Regions from separate parts of the Homo sapiens genome. Here region 2 is linked to region 1. The links are chromatin loops, found by intact Hi-C in ENCODE. Cell type or tissue: endothelial cell of umbilical vein. All regions are shown on one strand. Links, peaks and the distances in the headings refer to the core of each region. The heading gives the core; the rest is flanking DNA. Region 1 overlaps FAM83F (family with sequence similarity 83 member F). Region 2 overlaps ENTHD1 (ENTH domain containing 1).

Evidence for each region. A loop is a pair of places that touch in the nucleus more often than their neighbours do. Peaks named below come from ENCODE experiments on the same cell type or tissue, not always from the same donor. Only the 100,000 strongest peaks of a DNase experiment are listed, where the experiment ranks them.
Region 2: a loop joins it to region 1, with 2.6 times the contacts of the local background. A loop is called at or near these places in 2 of 110 quality-filtered maps.

What each region holds. Positions count from the first base shown.
Region 1 is chr22:40,018,733-40,029,745 of GRCh38, forward strand. FAM83F (family with sequence similarity 83 member F) reads left to right here. Exons shown (of 5, transcript NM_138435.4): 2 at 436-603; 3 at 1,155-1,276; 4 at 2,558-3,231; 5 at 10,784-11,013. The coding sequence ends at 10,833. Among named protein-coding and RNA genes, the nearest start is that of TNRC6B-DT, 20 kb to the right of the region's middle. RefSeq lists enhancers at 3,948-4,448, 4,449-4,949, 6,368-6,437. In endothelial cell of umbilical vein, for the core only: a CTCF peak has its summit at 6,262 (motif pointing left); no DNase peak of the experiment used is centred there.
Region 2 is chr22:39,802,334-39,813,346 of GRCh38, forward strand. The region is part of intron 5 of ENTHD1 (ENTH domain containing 1); the gene reads right to left. Among named protein-coding and RNA genes, the nearest start is that of ENTHD1, 86 kb to the right of the region's middle. In endothelial cell of umbilical vein, for the core only: a CTCF peak has its summit at 5,930 (motif pointing left); no DNase peak of the experiment used is centred there; H3K27me3 peaks cover 1,596 bases.

The DNA.
Region 1 (11,013 bases), core at 1,879-9,878:
AGGTGCCCGCTACCATGCCCAGCCCATTTTTTGTATTTTTAATAGAGGGTTTCACCATGTTGGCCAGGCTGGTCTCAAACTCCTGACCTCAGGTGATCCACCTGCCTTGGCCTCCCAAAGTGCTAGGATTACAGGTGTGAGCCACCTTGCCTGGCCCTGATACAGTTTCTTAAGAGCTGCTGGAAGACCCCCAGGATGGGGAGGTGGGGATTTGTCCAGGATGAAGTACAAGCACACGGCCTGCACCCCCAGGCCCATCTCCAGGGCTCAGATATGCTCAAAGATCGGGGGACGTGGAACTCCAGGAATGGTACAGGTGGAGTTTTTGACTCTTGGCCACCAGTGACCCCAGGGCGAGGTGGTACCATCTGAGCAGGGCATGCCTCTGTGGGCGTGTAGACACCGTGTGCCTCACCAGTGCCTTTCCCCACCCAGGTCATTGCTGTGGTCATGGACCTCTTCACTGATGGTGATATCTTTCAAGACATTGTGGATGCTGCCTGTAAGCGCCGGGTCCCAGTGTACATCATCCTGGACGAGGCAGGAGTGAAGTATTTCCTGGAGATGTGTCAGGACCTGCAGCTCACTGACTTCCGGATTCGGGTAAGTTGCACCACTGGGGTGGAAAGTGGACAGGAGATGAGACAGAGACTACCTCTGCCCCGTCCTGCAGCTCCCCCCTGCCTCTTCCCTGAATGGGGGCTCAGGCGAACTTCAAGATCTCAACACCTTTCCTTTTGTTGAAAGTCAAGCCTTTAACCTTGGCTTTACTGTTAACTACTGAATCATATGCCCAGTTTCAATTTTATCCCTAGGCTGCTGAGACTGAAGGAGGGAGCTCTGGGCTGGTCCTGGGGTGCTTAGCCTGCAGAATCACTGATGTCAAAGTGAGGGCTGTTGTTCTCTTCTGGGGCCTTTTGAGAAGAGGCAGGAACCACCCTGGGCTTGTCCATGCCTGAAGCAAGATTTGGGGACTTCTTCCTGCTCGCCAAAGAGGGTTCCCTATGGAAGGCTGTAGGAAGCAGAGCGTCTAGTGAAGACAGGAGCCTGCAGGCAGGGTCCATACACAAGGGGGCTCTTCCTCTGCAGAAGCAAGGACCTGGCACGGAGGCTGGCCCAACCCAGGTGACAGGGCCTTCTGCTCTTCCCAACAGAACATCCGTGTCCGCTCTGTGACAGGCGTCGGCTTCTACATGCCCATGGGGAGGATCAAGGGGACCCTGTCATCAAGGTTCCTGATGGTGGACGGTGACAAAGTGGCCACTGGATCTTACAGGTGAGTTGGGCCGGATCAAAGAAGGGCCCAGGAGGCCTTGATTCCAGGTAGGTGTTCAGGAAGATGCCAGACCGGAGCCTCCGTCATCATGAGTGTGTAACAGGGATCATCTGACGCAATAGCAAAGGACAGCTTTCTGCCCAGTCCCTTCCCTCAAACTTCCTGGTTGATGGATTATTCTAAAAAGAGGGTCAACTCTTCCTAGGCATTACGCACTGTCTGTTTTTCATGGTCCATTTGCAGCCAGTTGCATTTTGAGGCTAGTCATTAGGTAGGACAAGCAGGAAGTGGGATGCACCAGATCTGGAAAGAAACGGGAAGGTGTGGTGTGCAGGGAATGTCGCCAGAATTTTTTTTTTTTTTTTTTTTTTTGAGACGGAGTCTTGCTCCGTTGCCCAGGCTGGACTGCAGTGGCATGATCTCGGCTCACTGCAACCTCTGCCTCCCGGATTCAAGCGATTCTCCTGCCTCAGCCTCCCTAGTAGCCGGGATTACAGGTGCCTACCACCATGCTCAGCTAATTTTTGTATTTTTAGTAGAGAAGGGGTTTCACCATGTTGGCCAGGCTGGTCTCGAACTTTTGACCTCAAGTGATCCGCCCGCCTCAGCCTCCCAAAATGCTGAGATTACAGGTGTGAGCCTGGCCTCAGAATTCTGATTTTAAAATAATTTAGCAGGAACACGAGAGACTGTATCTGTGTAATCTCTGCCCTCCAAGTAAATTAAAATATAGGTGACGAGAAGAGAGAGCTGAGCACATGAAACAGTGAATAGCAGGGTAAGTCCTGTCACATGGTCAGAGTATGGGTTTCTGCAGACACTAAGTGCTTAAAAAAATCAGAAAAGAACCAATACAGAGTAGAATAATATTCATAATAGTGGCAGCTGCAGTTACTATTTTTTAAATGTGTGTTTGTGCCAGGGACTGAGCTAAATGTTTTATATGAGTTACTTCATTTGTGCCTCACAACAACCCTGTGAACATATGTCCTGGGAGCCCCAGCTTACAAGGCACATGAGAATATAAACCAGGTTTAAATGCAGGCCTGACTTCCCATGCTCTTTCCCTGCACCCACTGCCTGCTTGCTTCATTTGAGGCCAAGCTCTGGGGAAAGGGAGGCTACGGGTGGGTGGAGGGAATCAGTCCAGCGTGTGGCCCACAAGGAGCCGTACACCTGCAGCAAGGGTCTGGCCACAGCGGAGGGGCAGGTGGGGGCGGGGGCAGGGCAAGAGAGAGGCCTGGGCACATGTGTCTTGCTTTTCTGTCCCCACGTTCCCAGGTTCACCTGGAGTTCCTCCCATGTGGACAGAAACCTCCTCCTGCTCCTGACAGGACAGAACGTAGAGCCCTTTGACACGGAGTTCCGGGAGCTGTACGCCATCTCCGAGGAGGTGGACTTGTACCGGCAGCTGAGCCTGGCGGGCAGGGTTGGCCTCCATTACTCCTCCACTGTGGCTCGAAAGCTTATCAACCCCAAGTACGCCTTGGTGTCAGGCTGCCGCCACCCGCCTGGGGAGATGATGCGCTGGGCTGCCCGGCAACAGCGGGAGGCGGGCGGCAACCCGGAGGGGCAGGAGGAGGGCGCCAGCGGTGGCGAGTCGGCCTGGCGCCTGGAGAGCTTCCTGAAAGACCTGGTTACGGTGGAGCAGGTGCTGCCCCCCGTGGAGCCCATCCCCTTGGGAGAGCTGAGCCAGAAGGATGGCAGGATGGTCTCTCACATGCACAGAGACCTGAAGCCCAAATCCCGAGAGGCACCCAGCCGAAACGGCATGGGAGAAGCGGCCCGGGGGGAGGCCGCCCCCGCCAGGCGCTTCAGCAGCAGGCTCTTCAGTCGCCGAGCCAAGAGGCCTGCGGCGCCCAATGGCATGGCCAGCTCTGTCTCCACCGAGACCTCTGAAGTGGAGTTTCTGACGGGGAAGAGGCCCAACGAGAATTCCAGTGCTGACATCTCAGGTGAGCCCTCTTCCCTCTGGCCTGGTGCCTCCCCAGGCCTCTGGCCCTCGCCCCGCATCGGCTCTTATCCAGGAGCACTGCCTCATACCTGCAGAGGAGTAGATTCCATCTGTGGGCACAGAGAGGGCAGGAGCTCTGGGGTTCCGGGGTCCTTGGTTCCCATTCTGGCCCCGGCCATTAGCTGCCTGGAGGCCTTGGGCAAGTCCTGCAGCTCTGAGTTTCATTTTCCTCTTCTCTGAAAAAAGAGAAGGATTCCAGGCTTGGCATGGAGGGGTCTCAGAGCTTCTAATGCTACTGCTAGAAGGCATTCAGATCAGCCCTCATGGTAACCCAACAAATCAAATAAGCTGAGAAACTTTCTCCTTTGTAAGTGAAGAAACGGGGGCTCTGCACAGTGGGGTGCATGGCTGCAGCTCGACCCTGGCTCTGAGTTGAGGGCTCTTTCTAGCAAACCTTTTCCCTTGCCAGATCACCTATTGTCAGGATCTCACCTGGTTAGACACACCCCACCCTCCCCTGTACCCTACTGGTGCCCTGACCCAGTTTCCTGTCTCTGTGACGGGCAGTCCGACTTGGTTTCTCCACGTCCCTCTGCTGAGTGCTGTCTGCCCAGCTGCTTGTCCCTGGGTGGGATTGTTCCATGGCAGCGTCTTTCTGGGCATCTCTCTGGGATCCCCAGGAGGCCCTGGACTTTATGTCTCTCTCTGCAGCAGTCTCTGGGGTGGCCTTTCAGGTGGCTGGTGGCGGTGCCTTTCTCATCTCTGCATCCCTGAGTCAGGGGACTTTCCATGGTGGGGTTTCTCCCTCCATCGCTGTGGAGCCCAGTGATGAGAACTGGGCTCTGGCTGGCCAGGTGGGCGATGGCAGGGCCTGAGGTCTTGTGTGCCCGGCCCAAGGGCTTCCAGGACTCCTGCATTCCTGCACACCAGCTTTAACCGGATTGTGATGGTGTGAGAGCAGGGAGCACAAGTGTCATCCCCTCTGCTAATTCCCCAGCACTGCTTTGGAGTCTGACACATTCTGTGCTCAGGAAATGTTGGCTAACTTTGCTTCTTGGAGTTGGAACAGGCCTGGGCGCCTCTGTGGCTGTGGGCACAGTGGGAGTGTCAGGGCGTTCCTTCTGTTTGGCCTGGAGACGTTGACTGAGCTGCTGGCTTGCCAGGTCCTGCACAGGCACTCTCTCTCCCCTTCTGCCCCCACAACCACCCTTCAAGCACAGAGGTGGCAGATGGCTCGGAGAGGTGAATGAAGTGGTCCCAGGTCACAGGAAGTGGTAGTAAGGCCAGGATTCAAGACCAGGCATGGGCACAGCCATGTTCTGTCAGGGGAGGGGTGGCTGGCCCCATCCCCATTCCTCCTGGGCTCCCTGGCTCCCCTAACACCAGCTGCTGCTGCTGCTGCTGCTCCTGCTCTGTACCTCTGGTTTGGAGGAAGGGTTGCCATGGTGAACACCTGGCAAGGGAGCGAGGGGAAGAGGGGAAGGAGGTGGAAGAGGGGAAGGAGGGGGCGAGCCGACAGCAGCAAGGACTATTTCCCGAGTCCTGACTGAAGTGGAGTGGAAGCTTTCTCTTCCTTCAGCCCCTCGCCCTGAGATGCAGTTTCCATGGAAACTCAAAGCCCATTGTCTTGTCCCTTCCCGCTGCCTTCTGCGTGTCCCTCCACATCCATGTCCCTGCTCCCACATCTCGGGTGGTCACGGCGGCCCTGCCCCTGCTGCCGCTCTCTGGTGTCTGCACATGGTGCCCAGGAGCCAGCCTTGCAGACACAGACGGTACCCTTGGGAAGCTCCTCTCCAGGGCACCTGATGCTGGGATAGAGAGAGAGAGGGAATAGTGAGGGCGAGGGCACGGACAGCCAGGAAGGTCCGGGGATGCCCGGAACCATCATCCCGTTCCTTGTCCGTCCTTTAGACGAACACAGAGCAGCCTCCTCCGGTAAGGCTTCTGCCCACCTGGGTGGGCGCCCAGTACCTGCAGTCCTGAAATTCACGCACCTTTCCTCTCCCTCCCAAGGCCTGAGGGAGAAGCAGCAGCTCCTCTCCTGTCTTTTGCTGGTTTTGTTTGTTTTTAAGACAATGTCTCGCTGGAGTGCAGTGGTGCGACCACAGCTCATTGCAACCTCAACCTCCTCGGTTCAAGCGATTCTCCCACCTCAGCCTCCTGAGTAGCTGGGCTCACAGGTGTGTGCCACCATGCCTGGCTAATTTTTTAAATTGTTTGTATAGACAGGGTCTCATCATGTTGCCCAGGCTGGTCTCCTGGCCTCAAGTGATCCTCCTACCTCTGGGCCTCCCAAAGCGCTGGGATTATAGGCACAAGCCACCGCGCCTGGCCAGGAGCTCCTCTCCTAAGAGGCCCTTTTTCACGGCCTCCAGCTTCCCACACCATGGCCAAGTGGGGCTGCTTCAGTGTCTCCCCTCAGGCAGCAGCAGCTAAGCAGCCAGGACTGCATGTGTGAGAAGGTGGGCCCCTGACAGCATGGGGCACCCACCGTGGGAATCAGTGAGAACCTGAGCTCCTGCCTTTGGGCCCCCATGCAGGGAAAGTGTCCCCTTCCCCTGGTAAATGTTCAGAACCTCCCAGAGCAGCTGCCACCTGGCTCTCAATTCGGGACACATTGCTCCCTGTACCCAGGACACATCCGTCCCCTCCCTGGGGCTGTGTTCTCATCTAGAAGGTGGGGGAGTGCACCATTGAGGGTTTCCGAGGTCCCCTGGAGTTCAGATTCTGCCTCTGTTCTTTCTGTCTCTGCTGCCCTCTTGTCAAGGGAGAACCTGAGTTGATGACAGTTTCTGTCATAAGAGAAAAAATAGAAAAAGCTCAGAGCTGACAGCCTGTAAAATTGCTTGATAAGGAGTATATAGTTGTCAAACAGCATGCAAATTTTTGCAAACCCAGGTGTGGCCCTTGGGAGAACCTTAGGGAAGTTGCTTCCTCCTTTCCGGCTGGGGATCCAGCTGGGGGCCAGGGGTGCCCAGCGGTTTCAAGGCTCACGGCGCACTCTAGTGGCAGAAGCTAGGCGCCTCTTCTACGTCTTCCCTCCGCCCTCGCCTCCTGCTGGGAGTGTTCATCCCTTATTCTGGAGCTTCTGTGCCCTCCGCACAGGCTCCCTGGGTCAGGGACCCCCAAACTCACAGAGCAGCCTCAGTGGAGAGCCTTGGTAAACATGCAACGAGGCCAGGCGCGGTGGCTCATGCCTGTAATCCCAGTGCTTTGGGAGGCTGAGCTGGGAAGATCCCTTGAGCCCAGGAGTTCCAGACTAGCCTGGGCAACATAGCAAGTCCCCATCTCTTAAAAAAAAATTTAATTAGCTGGGGGTAGTGCCGTGTGCCTGTAGTCCCAGCTACTTGGGAGGTGGAGGCAGGAGGATCACTTGAGCCTGGGAAGTCGAGGCTGCAGTCAGCTGTGATTGTGCCACTGCACTCCAGTCTGGACGACAGAGAGACCCTGTCTCAAAAAAATAAAAGCAAAAGTAAATACAAATTTTAAAATGCAACAAATACGCTTGGAGAGGCCGAGGCAGGTGGATCACCTGAGGTCAGGAGTTCGAGACCAGCCTGGCCAACATGGTGAAACCCTGTCTCTACTGAAAATACAAAAATTAGCTGGGCATGGTGGGAGGTGCCTATAATCCCAGCTACTTGGGAGGCTGAAGCAGGAGAATCACTTGAACCCAGGAGGCAGAGGCTGCAGTGAGCTGAGATCACACCAGCCTGGGTGACAGAGCGAGACTCCATCTCAAAATAATAATAATAGAATTTTTAAAGATAAAAATAAAATCCAACAAATAGAGTCTGTACCACTGGGCAGGGCTTAGGAATCTGCATTTTAAATTAGGGCCCTCATTTTCCAGTGTAGCTCCCCAGTGCAGAGGGTCCTCAGACCAGCCGACTCCGTGGCGACTGAGGAAACACAGATGAGGCCCTGCCCTTTGAGTGCTGCCAGCCTAGGGGAGGAGATCCCTGTGCTGTGCCTGAGACCCCACCCAGTTCCCCCAGGGAGATGACTGGGAAATGGCCAACACTTTTGAAGTGGCGAGAGACATGGTGCCATACTCCATCACATGGAACTGGCGTCCTCCTCGCTGCCATCCTGCCTGATGACAGCATCTCACAATGAGACCCCCAAGGTTCAGAGAGGCCAGGCCCTGTGTCCGTGGCTGCCCAGGGAGAAAGGGCAGTGTGATCTCCTGCCTCCCCAGCCTTCTGCAGATATCATGGCCATCTCCAGAAGGCTAGGATCGGCACCGTTTCCCTGCACCTTTAAAGACTGTTTGGGCCCGGCGTGGTGGCTCATGCCTGTAATCCCAGCACTTTTGGAGGCCTAGGTGGGCAGATCATGAGGTCAGGAGATCGAGATCATCCTGGCTAACACGGTGAAATCCTGTCTCTACTAAAAATACAAAAAATTAGCCAGGCATGGTGGCACTTGCCTGTAGTCCCAGCTACTCGGGAGGCTGAAACAGGAGAATCTCTTGAACCCGGGAGGTGGAGGTTGCAGTGAGTGGAGATCACACCACTGCACTCCAGCCTGGGTGACACAGTAGGAATCTGTCTCAAAAAACAAAACAAAACAAAACAAAAAACTGTTCGGAAGAACCAGAGCCCCAAATAGAGGACCAGCCCTTTCCCACGGTGTTGTGGGGGCCGAGAGGAAGATGACAGCAGCAACTTGCTTCCCAGAGTGCCTCGGGGTCCTTTCCTGCCCCAGAGTCCCTGGGCCTGTGCTTTGCTTCCCAGTTTCTCTGAGGTGACCTGCAGTGACAGTCCCTTTCCAGAACTCTCCTGGGGTCCCTGGATTTATGTGTGGTTGGCCCCCTGGCTGGCAGTGTGGTCTGGCTCTGTAGAGCTGTGGCTGCTGGGCCGCTGGATTGGGGGACTTGTTCTCCTGTGTCATCCCTTGGGGCCGCAGGTCTCAGATCTCTCTCTTGCTCTTGCTGCGTCTGGGGCATCTGCTGCTGTTATTACTGTTGTTACTAGGATTGTGCTAAACCCCTAAGTAGCTCGCCGTTGCTGTCTCATGCATTTTATTCAATAAATATGTGTCTACGAAGTGTCTGCTCTGTGCCAGGCCCTGCTCTAAGTTCCTGGCACAGCTGTGAACAGAATGAACATGGTCCTTGCTTTTATGGAGCATGTTACCCTGGGGAGAGACGAGGATTAGGGGAGGATGACCCTTCTATAAAGGGTGCCAGGGAAGGCCTCTCTAACCAAGGAGCCTCGGAGCAAGACTTCAATGGAAGGAGAGGGCCCTGTGGACATCTGAGGGAAGATTCTTCCAGATACAGGGAATGCGAAGCCCTGGAGCCTGTGCATGCGGTTTGCACATCATTGTCCTTGTCATGGCTTCCATGTGGGTGACCTCTGCCTCCCTCTCTCCCGCACCACCTCACCTGCCAGCAAACCAGACTGACTGCAGGTCCCGAGTGCCCCAGGCTGCCACCCTCACCCCATGCTTATGTCACATGGCTCCGCTCCGCTGAGCGGCCCCTCCTCCCACCCTGCACCCGTTTTCAGCTCCACCTTGGCGTCACCTCTGAAGCTCCCAGGCCACGCATACTTTGTAAAAAAGACTATTCTGGTCATTTATACACCTTCCCTGTTCACCTGAGCAGGGCTGACTCCCCACACGTGGTCAGCTCCCAATATGTGAGCACTCAGGGAATGACAAGGGACACAGAGTTTGTCCTCAAGCCAAGCCAGTTTCTCTGTCCTGTCCGGGGCTAGGAAATGAATTCTGAGTCTAGGTGCTGTCTCCAGGCTTTCACCCTGCCTTACAAAAAAGTGGGGAGCATGGTGCTGGTGAAGATGGGCCCTGCCCCTGCCTTGCCAGGCTTCTCCCGGAGGCAGCCAGCCGGGTGGTGTGCAGGCTTGGGAAGCAGCTACCCCCACCACCACCCACCACCATCCCACCCCCAGCTACACCGCCTCCCCTGTTTAACGATCTGGAGGTTGATTTGCTTACCTGCCTCCAAAATGCTGCTGCCTCTGGGGAGGAACTGACATCTGCTTAGTGGGCCACGCAAATCAAACCAGCTGATGGGGGGAAATGGGGACGAATGTGTCCATTGCAGCAGTGAGTGACTCTAAGATGGCCGCATTTCATCCCACTAGCAGAGCCGCCCCAGACGTGCTCGGCACCACTGCGGAAAGTGACCCCCAGCGCCTTGGCCATGGAGCCCTTGGGGCGCAGCCTCCTGCCCAAAGGTGGGGGAACACCCTTAATGAGGGTGCAGCTGGATTTGTGGTCAGTCCTGAAGAGCTCGTTCAGTCTGCCTGGATGGATGAGGCCCGAGGCCGTGGGTCACAGTGCAGTGGGCAGGAGCAGCAGCCTGTGTGGCAGGGCAGGGCTCCAAGTTGGGCTCTGTTCAGTGGGTCCTGCTCATGGCCCAGGAGAGGAGGCAGACATGGCCTTAATTAAATTCACAGCTGAAGTGATACTGGAAGGTTGTGTGAGCACCAGAGAGGCAGCCCTTGCTGTGTGGAGGGGAACTGGCAGGAAATAACACGAGCGCCTTCCACCTGGGGAAAGGCAGCCAGCGCTCCGAGGACATGGGCTCCCCGCTCCAGCGCCTGACACCTCGCAGGCCTGCAGGTGTCAGGCCTGCCTCGCTACTCCCCTGCACTCCCTCCGGAGGTCCGAGAGCAGGAATCCAGCCAAAGGAACCGCAGGCCTCATCTCAGGACTGTAAAGAGAGTGGGAAGGAATGGTAGAGGCCTGGGGAAGAAGAGAAATCAGCTTCTCTGGCCGGGGGCGGGGGACAGCTTTCTCTCCCCCTTCCCTCCCTACAGGCAGCGCGTTCCTCTCTGTCCTCCCTTCAAAGGCGCGTCCTAAGCAGTGTGATCCACCCCACGGTGGCAGCTCTTGGCCAGCGCCAGCCTTTCCTGAGGCGCCAGCTTTCCTTCTTCCAGCCTAGGCGGCCTGTGGCGGAAGGAGCTGGAACTGGACCGGGAAGGCCAGGTTCTGGCACTGTCGCTGGCTGGCTCTGGGAGCTGTGGGCACCTCAGCGGTAGAATGCGGCAGCCCGGGAGGGGAACCAGAGAGAAGGACCGCAGTCTTACTTTGCAGGCGGTGGAGCTGCATGTACTAGCTGGTAGTGAGCGGCCTCTTGGCTAGACGTGTGTGTGTGTGTGTGTGTGTGTGTGTGTGTGTGTGTGTGTGTGTGTGTGTGAAAGCAAGTTTATTAGAAAAGTAAAGAAACAAAAGAATGGCTAGTCTGTAGACAGAGCAGCCAAGACTTTGGACTTGATGGTTGTTGTCATTGATTCTGCAGCCTGGATCCTTCCCCGACCCCTCTTTGGTCAGGAGATGGCTGTCACCTTGATGTCCCACCCAGTGGGGCTCCTGCCGAGGCTGCTGAGACAGGCAGAATCTTCCCTTCTACTTTCCCGGGTGCCCTATTGACTTGGTTTCCAGATCAGCAGCTTGGGAGGGAGACAGTGACCCCAGCCCCTCAACTGGAGATGTGGACAGCACACAGGGTAGGAACTGAAGCTGAATCCACCAAGCGTTTCACTTACATCCTTCCCCGCCTCTGTCCCTTGCCTCTGCAGGTAAAACAAGTCCCAGTTCTGCCAAGCCTAGCAACTGTGTGATTTCCTGAGCTGCGGGATGGTGGTGGGCAGGACGTGTGGATGCCTGCCTGCCCTGCCCTGTGCTGTGGAGAGCGCAGGTCGCACACTGCACCAGTTTGCACATCAGACGCCAACTGGCCTTCTGCCCTGCAGCCTCCGTCCTGGCCTCAGGGACGCTGGATCCCAAATGAGAGGGTCCGAAGCATCTC
Region 2 (11,013 bases), core at 1,340-9,339, 220 kb before region 1:
AATTAACAGCCATGTAGAAATGTGATTGGACAAAAGGGAATGGTCAGATGCTAATAGTCTGGGTGGGGAAACCCAGCAAGGCCTGTGTGTTCAGATTCTTTTTGGTCTCTTTGTGTGACATTCTTTCCTCCCCAGTACAGGGCAGGACCCCTCTGGAATGAGGGTCTTATAACCTATTATCACACAAGGTAGGTCAGAGAATTTCTTTATAGCTGGCTCCTACGCAGAAAGGCAGGGGAAGGTTCAAGTAGTATTTCTAGTTTCTATGACCCACCTTGGGGAAGAGGAATTCTAGTTGCTATGGCCTGCCTTGAGAGAGAAAGGGAAACAGGAGAAAGAAGGGCAAGAGAAGAGCAAGGAGAGCCTTTGCTTCTGAAGCTCTTCCGATGTCCCTCAGTTCAAAGTACTTGGCACACCCAAGTGCCATGCTTTGGGGTATTGTTCTCTGATCCCCAACAGAGTGCCATCACACACTCACTTCTCAGAGGCAGAACACTAAGAGCCATCTTTCTTTCCATCACTCTGACAATCAGTCATGAGGAAATCCTCAGGGCCAAACTCCAAAGTCTATCTCAAATCTGCCCACTTTCTTCCATTGCCAGTGCCTTTGTCCTCGGTCACGGTCACTTGGATAGTCAATATAGCTTCTTCCTTATCTTTCTGCTTCTGCTCGCACTTCCTCCCCTATCTCCAATTTATCCTCCCCAATTTGTGTTTAAATAAATACAAATCAGATTCTATCCCTCCTCTGCTTCTTATGTTCCTGCTGTCTTCGGAACTCAGTCTAAATCTCCCCACAAGACTTCCGCTGCCCACATGCCATTGCCCCTGCCTGTCTTTCTCTGATCTCTCACACCACCATCCCCTCGTTTGCTACGTTCTAGCCACAACGGCCTCCTTGCAATTCTAGAAGCAAACTAACCTTTTCTCCATAACTGAATCTCTCGATTTGCGCTTCCCTCTGCTTGGAATGTTCCTTTCCAGGTTTCTTCATCCTTCTCGTCTCACCTCATAACATCTCTGCATAAAGGCTTTCTCTGACTACCCTAACTAAAGTTGTTGCTCCCATCATTGCTTCATGAAGCTCCTTGTTTATTTCCTTCATAGCACATGTTACAATCTATAATTGTTTTGTTTATTATCTATCTTCACCAGAACAGAAGCTCCTTGAAGGCAGAGTCTGCCATGTTTACTGCCATAAATCCATGCTGATTACAGTGCCTGAGAGAAACTCATTAAGTATCTACTGAATTAAAATCTAATTTCTCAATCTTTCCTTCCAGAATTTTACTATTTTACAATTAACACCTAGATGCTGATAACCATGCTTCACTTGATGCTTATAGCAAGTTGAACAATGTCTGGGTTTTGACTCTAATTTAGGGTGTTAATTTACTAAGTTGGGGTCTAGAGATCACCTACTATATTGCCAATCAATAAATATAATAGCAATACTTCTCATCAGTATCAAAATTAACAGAAGGCTTTATTAACAAATTATATGGCTTTATTGAATGGAAGTGTTTCAACAAAGAATCAATGATCTGGTCAGGTGCGGTGGCTCATGCTTGTAATCCTAGCACTTTGGGAGGCTGAAGCAGGAGGGTCACTTGAGCCCAAGAGTATGAGACCAGTGTAAACAACATAGTGAGACCCTGTCTCTATAAAAAATAGAAAAAAATCAGCTGGGCATAGTAGGATGTATCTGTTGTCCCAGCTACTCAGAAGATGGAGGCAAGAAGATCCCTTGAGCCTGAGAGGTTGAGGCAGCAGTGACCCATGATCACACCACTGCACTCTAGCCTGAGTGACAAAGCAAAACTCTGTCTCAAAAAAAAGAAAAGAAAAAGAAAAACAAAACAAAAGAAAAGGCTGAGTGCAGTGGCTCATGCCTGTCATCCCAGCACTTTGGGAGGTTGAAGTGGGAGGACTGTCTGAGTCCAGGAGTTCAAGACCAGCCTGGGCAACATAGCGAGACCCTGTCTCTACAAAAAAGTAAAAAATTAGCTAGGCGAGGTGGCACATGCCTCTAGTCCCAGTTACTTGAGAGGCTAAGGTGGGAGGATCACTTGACCCTAGGAGTTACTGCACTCAGCCTGGGTGACAAAGACTCTGTCTCAAAAAAAAAAAAAAAAAAAAAATTGATAATCCTGAGCACTTCTCAATATCCCATTTCCCTCTTTAACCTCAGGACATCCCCAACCTTTTGCTCTTTTCTCTTCAATACATTACCAATTTCTGATTCATCCAATATTCAGTTCAACAAAAATTAATTCAAAGTCTACTATGTGCTGGGTACCGTGTTAGGAACTGGGTGTACAAAGGTGAAAGGATAACAAGTGGAGGATTAACAGACATGGTCTCCCTCCCCACAACTCCACATGTCACTGAATCCCCAAGGCCCTTCCCCAAGCACAGGCTCCTAAAGATGAAGCCACTATTGCCCAAGGGGAAGGCACATGATGTGTCTAGGAGATGAAAGACTTAAACAAACAAAAACTAGACTCGTATGTAACAGATAAAGATTTGGGAAGTATACTGGCTGAGCTTCCCCCTCCCCTCATGCCCACCCCTCCATATAAGCTTCTAGCCCAGACTGAGAATCCTGAGGATAGAGATCTGCAGCAAGAGTCAGATCCTGGCAAGGGCACCAAGGATGTCCCTGGCGAGGGAGGCCTTGCATCTCGAGTCTGTCAAGGGCTAAGTCTTGGGAGCTGGGGAGACCAGGGAGGGGCTGGTCATCCATCTATCCAACAAGTATTTCTTGAGCACCTACTATTAGCTAGCCACTGTTCTAGGTACTGAGTGTTCTGTGAATGAAATAGAGAAAAATTCCCCCTCATTCTTCTTTCATTCTGAGGGCGAAGAAGATTTCTATTTGTTTCCCAGGTGGAGCCTGAAAAAGTGAGCAACACTGCAGAATTCCCTCAACCCTCTTCACCTCACAGCTGAAGGATGGAAGAAATAGAACGGAAGTAGGAGTTGGGAGGGTGTGGGAAGGGAATATCTGCATCAGTCACTCAAAGTCCCTTACTATGTGAGATGTGTGAGAGACTAGCAGTTTTTGCGCATTAGAGAATTAGCTGAGCGAGGGTGGCAGAAGTGAAAGGGCCTCAGGTTGGGGACATGGAAGATGCAGAGTGCATGGCTTAACTGTGCTAAGCAGGGCAGTGCTGCTAACGTATCAATTAATGTGGGCAGAAACACAGCTGCACAATTAAAAACAATGGGATCAGTTTCCCCTTAGCAGAAGTCAGTGTGAAGAGATGCCCAACAACCCACGGACCAGATATTTCCCCCATCCCCAAAGTTATGATGCCAAGCAGGTCCCCAGAACTTTGAGGTCGTTCTCAAGAGCAAGAGGGAGAAAACAGGAAATCCTGAATTGACTGAGTTTAAGATGGAAGTAACTAAGAAAACAGAATAACCAAGGTTGTATTTTCTGCCACAGGAAATTTAAGATTTTGGTTTGTTTGTTTTTTTTTGAATTACAGACATATAGCTACTCCTTTGGGCACACTTGAGGTCATGGCTTGAAAATATTGTGTCCACAACTAAGCATGAATAAGATGCCATCTTGCCTTTGGGGGGCTCTTCCAGCTGCCAGACGGCCCTCTGTCCTTTCTCCAACCACCTCTTCTAAGTTACTACTAAGACAGCTCCTCAGTCTGCTCTCTGCCCTCTAGCCTTTCCTCATTCACTTGTAGCCCTCTACAACCTACTAATTTCAGTGAATACCCCAACATCTAGAAACTCGGGGGAAATCAATGCTACATCTCTGGGTTCCTGCCACACTACAGACAGATCCTGGCTTCAGATCAGACTTGAAGTGGTATGAAAGGAAAACCTAAATAAATAATATCGGGGCCAGTGCCAATGCCCACATGCATTCCCTCACTATTTCCTTAAACATTATTTAAAATTCTATGTGTTTTGAGCACTTCCTCCTTTTCAATAGACTCTCTTTAGCTAATGTTAACAATCAAGTGTCAACTAGGGATGAGGAAAGTTCTACAAAATTTCAAAAGACAGCCCTGCTGGTGGGGAACCTCGCTGGTGAGCTTAGAGGACTCCCAGTGTGCTGGCCATGCTGCTCTTCTTTTAAAAAGCCATGATGAATCTTCTTTGAAGACACTTCTAAAGTATATGCAAAAAATACAAAAAGCACTGAGAGGATGGCTGTATTCAATTGAGGGGCATTTCCAATGATACTTATTCAGCTAACAGACATTTACTGGGGCATTTACTATGTACTAAGCTCTGGATTAGAGGCAGAAACTAGAATGATGAACAAGACACAGCCCTTGCTCTCAAAAAACTACAGTGGCTTTGGTTTGATGGTGAGGGAAATAACAGGCAAGGACAACCCAGCAGAATCGGCACCAGATCTGAGGCAGGCACAGGGTGTCTTCAGAGCCCAGAGGAGGAGAACAATAGCCCCTGCCTTCCAAATGCCAGTGAAGGCTTTCTGGGAAAAGTGACATCTTAGCTAAATCCCAAGAATGAGCAAGATTCAGACAAATGAATAGGAATGGAGGACGGAGGCAAGGGGAGGGTTTTCCCTGCTGAGAAGTATGCAAAGCATGAGAGAATATGGTGTTTGGGGGAAGCAGTTCAGTGTACCAAGCTGGAACATCAGAGGCTGGGGGAAGAAAGGAGGTTAAAGGTGAGGCTGCAGGGGTGAGCACAGGCCAATGTGGGAAGGAGCTTACCTGCCACACTAAGTTGTTAGAACTTTATCCTAAGGGAGCTTCTCAGAATTGTGACTGATCAGAGCTTCATTTTAGGAATGTCCTAAGTCTCTAATTCTGTTTTGACCCCTGATTGCTTCCCTAACTTGCTCACCTCCAGTCCTTTCTTTACAATGCATTCACAGTCATCTTCCTACAGCAAGGATCTGGCTGTATCATGTCCTTGCTTAAAACACATCAAAGGCTCCCCATTGTTTTTCAGACGCAATAAAAACTCCTCAACATGGCTTATCCTACGTGCCACTTTGCCAGGGAAGCTCCAGGTTTACATCTGTTACCCTGGCATAATTTTTCACTTTCACTCTCTAAAGTGGCCTGACTGAACAATAAACATATGGCCACCTCTTCTACACCTGATCTTAGCCCAAAGGCCGGGAAGCAATATGGTCACCTTTACATATAAGACCTTGCTCACCTCTTCAAGGCCTCTCCTGCCATCCACCTCATCCTGAGGCTCTGCTAAACTTCCTTCCATTCTCCCAACTGGCCAAGTCTCTCTTGCCCACTCCTCCTGTTCCTCCCACCCCAGCCTCTCACATTGTTCATGCTGCCTGAGATTCTCTTCTCTCCTCACTTGGTTTGGCTCATTCTGCGTAGTAGGCAAAATAGTGCAGTGAACTGTTTTTCAAAATGTGGGTTGTGACCAATTAGTGGGTAGTGAAATAAATTTTGTGGGTCACATCTAAATTTTTTTAAAAAGTAAAATGACTAAGATAGATCAGAGTACACTGTCAATAAACATTGTTTTGTGAAACTGTGAAACTCTTGTTTTAGGGGTGTGTGTGTGTATATATATATACGTACGTGTGTGTGTGTGTGTGTGTGTGTGTATATATATACTGGGTCATGACATAAAAGGCATTTCTGACTGTGGGTCACAGTCAAAAGGTTTGAAACACATCAGCGTAGGCTCTGGGGTTACACCAGCAGCTTGGTCTAAATGCTGACTTTGCCACTTCCTAGTTCTGTGACTGAGGGCAAATTTTTAAAAATCTCTTTGTGGACTTTCTTCATCTGTCTCATAAGATTGTTATGAAGATTAAATGAGCTCGACCATTTAAAAGTACACCCAGCACACACAACATGAGTGTTGGCTACTGCTACTATCATCACCCATCCCTCTCATTCCAGCTTGGACATCACTTTCTCCAGAAAGCGCCCCCTGCTGTCCTAAGGCAGGGTTAGGTGCCCTCCTGTACATGTTCGTGTCCTCTCCCTATCCTGATACCTCATTTGTTTGATTAGGTCTGTTAAGCCACTAGACTGGAAGCTGCATAAAGGCAGGAACTTGTTCACCATTGACTACCTAGCAGTTAGCACAGTGCTTAGTACACAGTAGGCATTTAGTAAATTTCTGTGGGATGAATAACTTACCCTTTGAAAGAAACATACAGCTGTTTCATTCTAATAAAAAGTCAACTTGGAACTTCCACACTTGAGAGGTCATGGTCATTTTAATCAAGAATCTCTCAGTTTAGATTAGTCTTCGTTCTCCTAATTTGAACTGTCAAAGGGGTTGTATGACATTGTTATAATACATACACTCATTAGTAATGGGAAAAAGTTTAGGTTGGATGGCTTCTTGACCTAAAATTCATAAATAGTTCAAAAGTCAGTGTCTCTTAATATTCTTTTAATTATCACAATAATGAAAAAAGTTGGCCACTGCAGATAAAGAATGGCATGTTTAAATGTACTTACCACCCTTCTGGTCTTTTAATTGACTTCTACTGCAAGTGTGGCTTTGTTTTATTTATTCATTCTTATCAATGAAAGCCTTTAGTAGTCTCATTTATCTGTTTTTCATGCATGAATCATGCTTTCCCATATTTTTAAAGTAAAAAAGAGGGGGGAATTAAGTTTAAAAAGGTTTTAATTGGATGTCTTAATGTCAACCACATAATACACAGTTACTATGTTGATACCCTCTCGAATTTCTACAGTCAGTTCTATAATTTGAGGCACACTTTGCAATGCTCTGATGATTGATATAAAGACACTTTTAAGGAAATGTGAAGGCAGGCAGCAACTTTCCCCAAAATGGAGGACATTGTAAATGCATCCAATTTATGAACAACACACAAAAACTGTATGCAATGGCTTGAAAAGCAGCCTATATACCTAGAAGCAGCCAAAGAACACAGGCCAAAGTCAGTGCTGTGCTAGTGGCAGATTCACTAGGATATCAGAGAGTGGTCTGGGGACTCCTGGGTCACACTACTCCTTCCTAAATCAGACAAACACATAGTTACACAGTAAGTCAGATGCTGATAAGTGCTATAGAGTGAATGAGCAGAGAAGAGGGAGGAGCACCACTGGCAGTGGGAAGGTGTTGATTTTGAATAAAATGTCCAGGAAAGCCTCCCTGAGACTGTAACATCTCAACAGGATGTGAAAAGAATGAGAGCGTGAGAATGTGCCATGTGTGTAGGACTCAGAAAAAGGGCACTTCTCTGGCACACTGGAGAGGGAGCTTAAAAGCTCCATGAGATGGGACTGTCGGGATGGATCTATTACATACAATTTGCTCAGCCACCTTTTAATTGCCTTGGAGGACACTCTGTTCACTAAGGCATTTAAAAAGCATACTTTGATGGGGCACCAGCATCTCTGAAGAGCTCTGTAGTGGTTGTCATCTGTAGGCTGAGATGACCAGGGATAACAGGGATGGTGCAATGGAATTGGGTTTCCTGATCTCACTGGGAATACTGGGGTCCTGGAGCAGTAAAAGCAAATAGCAGTGCTTAACTCTTGGAGACAAGCTAGGCATGATAATCATAGTAAGCCACAGGGATGCCGTGGTATCCATTTTCTGTTTTTTGTTTTTTGTTTTCTTACTTTCAGGATGTGTGGTGGTGGTTAATGAATCACAGGACCTGTGGAAAATACATAGGCAGCCTACTAAGTGAGCTTAATATAAATAGACAGAAAACCTAACTACTGTCATTATAGGGGATTCATGGCCTCTTATCCAGCTCCTAAGCCTAGGCCAGTTCACAGAGCAAGAACTTCTTGAGGGGAAGGTCTGAGCCCTTTGAGAATGAATCCTGCAATGTAGCCACAGGTGTGTACAGTAAATCTTCCCCTAAGCCTCCCCTAGAGGTACCTGAAGCTATTCACAACAATGACTGTACTTAGATAAGTACTTATCCGATATTGGCTCTGAACTGACACTAATTTCTGGAGATCTAACAATGCCACCATAGTCTACTGGCCAGAGGAGGGACTTAAGAAACCAGGTGACACATGAAGTCTTGGCCTAGGAGCTACCTCACACCGAATCCAGCTAAACCACAGACCTACCTCTAGTTATTTCCATGGTCTCAGAATGTATGGTGAGAACAGACCTGCTTAGTAACCTGCAAAATTCTCCCCTCTGCTTCCACCACCCATGGAGTTCAGGTTATTAGGGTATTAGAGAGATCAGGCAGAACCGCTATAATTATACCACTTCCCCTCTAAAAATCTTTCTGGGGAAATTACAGAAATTAATGCCACCATCAAAGATTTCAAAGTTGTAGGGGTAGTGATTCTTACCACATTCCAGTATAACTTGCCTGTTTTTCTGAAAAGCCATGTGGACTGTCAAGGATGACGGTAGATTATTGCAAATATAATCAGGTGATGGTACCATGCATAGCTATAGTTCCAGTTGTGGGCTCTTTACTAGGGCAAATCAACACAGCCCCAGACATCTATAGTATATAGGTGTCAACCTAGACACTTTCCTAAAATCCCTATTAATAAAGATAATGAGAATCAGTTAACTTTCATGTGACAGGGACAACAGTATACTGTCTTTACTGTCTTGCCTTATGGCTGTGTCAACTCTGCTATGTCCTTCAATAGAGGCAAGAGGGACCTTAAATCTCTTGATGTCTGTCCCACAGAGCAACACACTGGCTATCACATTGATGATACAGTGCTAAGTGGACTTATGCAAGAAGTGGCAAGCACTCTTGATGCTACATGTATGTAGAAGGTGGCCAATAAGTCCTGGGAAAGTTCAAGGGAATGCCACATCTGTGACGTTTTTAGAGTATCCACTGGTCTGGAGCATGTCAGGATATCCCCTCTAAAGTCAGAGACATGTTATTGCATCTTGAAATGCCCAACATAAGGAAAGAAACATGATAATCATGGGCCTCTCTAAACTTTGGAGGCCATGGGTATGCTGCTGTCTCTATTTACTGCCAGTTTTGAGTGAGGACCAAAGCAAACAAAAGGCCCTGCAGCAGGTCCAGGCCACTGGATAAGCTGCCCCGACACCTGGATCATATAACTTAGCAGAACCAAGGGTAAGGGAAGTGCCTGAGGCAGACAGGTGATCAATGGAGCCTCTGACAGGCAGCAGTAGGAAAATCACAGAGCAGACCCCTGGGAGTGGACCACTAGGGCTTTGGAGTAAGGTCATGCGTTCTTCTGCCTACAACTATTAGCCACCTAAAAAACAACACTTGGCTTGCTACTACACCCTGATAAAGACTGAATGCTTGACCACAGGACACCAAGTGACTCTGTCAGCTCACATTATGGGTGTTACCTGATCCATAGAGATGAAACTGGATGTACGCAGTAGCATTCCACTGTCAAATCAAAATGACATAGATGAGGGCTGGGTGTGATGGCTCACGCCTGTAATCCCAGCACTTTGGGAGGCTGAGGCAGGTAGATCACAAGGTCAGGAGATCCAGACCATCCTGGCTAACACAGTGCAACCCCGTCTCTACTAAAAATACAAAAAATTAGCCGGGTGTGGTGGTGGGCGCCTGTAGTCCCAGCTACTCGGGAGGCTGAGGCAGGAGGATGCTGTGAACCCGGGAGGCGCAGCTTGCAGTGAGCCGAGATCAAGTCACTGCACTCCAGCCTGGGCGACACAGTGAGACCCCATCTCATAAAAAACAAAAACAAAAACAAACAAACAAACAAACAAAAAAAAAACGACATAGATGAAACCAGTCCTGAAGCCCATGTAAACAATGCAAGCAGGTGGCTCATACTCCATGGAGCATGATCCCACTCTTTCACTGCCTCTTCCTCAACCTACACCTAGAGCTAGAGCTTCATGGATAATTCTCTATTGTCAATCAAAAGGAGTATGTATAGGATTGGTTTAAACATGAAATTAGCCAGGATTGCTAATACGTCAAGTATGCCAGCGCTACCCAGAAGTGGGTAACTGCAACACTACAGCCCACTCAGAAGTGCTCCTGAAAGACCGCAGGAGAATCCTCCTAGTTGACAGCATTGGAAACAGTATATCTTCACACAGGACATCCTGGAAGACAAGATACCTAATGGGTATTGGCCGGGGACTTAGAAAGAGTAACAAGGAGGCATGTGGATGGACTTTTCAGGATGTGCACACAATGTGAAGATATTTATTTCACTATAAATGCTTGCTAGGGGACGTTCACTGTGGAAGAGGTCTCAAAAATCAGGTGGGAAAAATGCTCGACTTAGTGGCTGTCAATAATCTTCTTTCCTAGTCATTCCAGTGGTTCTTCAGTGGGCCATGTAGCAAGGATGACCTCAACAGGCAGGGGCTCAACAACATGACTGCTCCTCACCAAGGTGACCTGGCTGCCACAGATGCGGAGCATCCAGAATGCCCGGAGTGGTAGCTAATGCTACATCACTAGCAGGGAAAACAGCCAGTTACCAGGTGGCAGGTTGATTACATTGGATCCCTTTGTCTTTTTTTTTGTTTTGTTTGAGATGGGAGTCTTGCTCTGTCGCCCAGGCTGCAGTGCAGTGGCACAATCTCGGCTCACTGCAACCTCTGCCTCCCAGGCTCAAGCAATCCTCCCACCTCAGTCTCCCGAGTACCTGGGATTACAGGTGTGCACCACTATGCCTGGCTAATTTTTGTATTTTTAGTAAAGGTGGGGTTTCACCGTGTTGGCCAGGCTGGTCTTGAACTCCTGACCTCAAGTGAGCCGCCAACCTCAGCCTCCCAAAGTGCTGGGATTATAGGTGTGAGACACTGTGCCCGGCCCAGTGCTTTGTCTTCACAGGGAGAGACACATTGTGGGTGCAGCTTCGCCTTCCCTTCCTGCAGCCCTCTGCCAGCACCACCGTTTGTACACTTAGAGAACACCTTATTTATTTTCACAGCACCTTACAAACAACCCTATGCAAACTAGTCCAGAGTATAAAAAAGAGCAAATATATTCCAACTCTTTTGTGAGTGTAGCATGACCTCAGAATCAGAATATGACAAAGAGAATTTTAGAAAAAACAGCCCTAGCTAATTTACTCA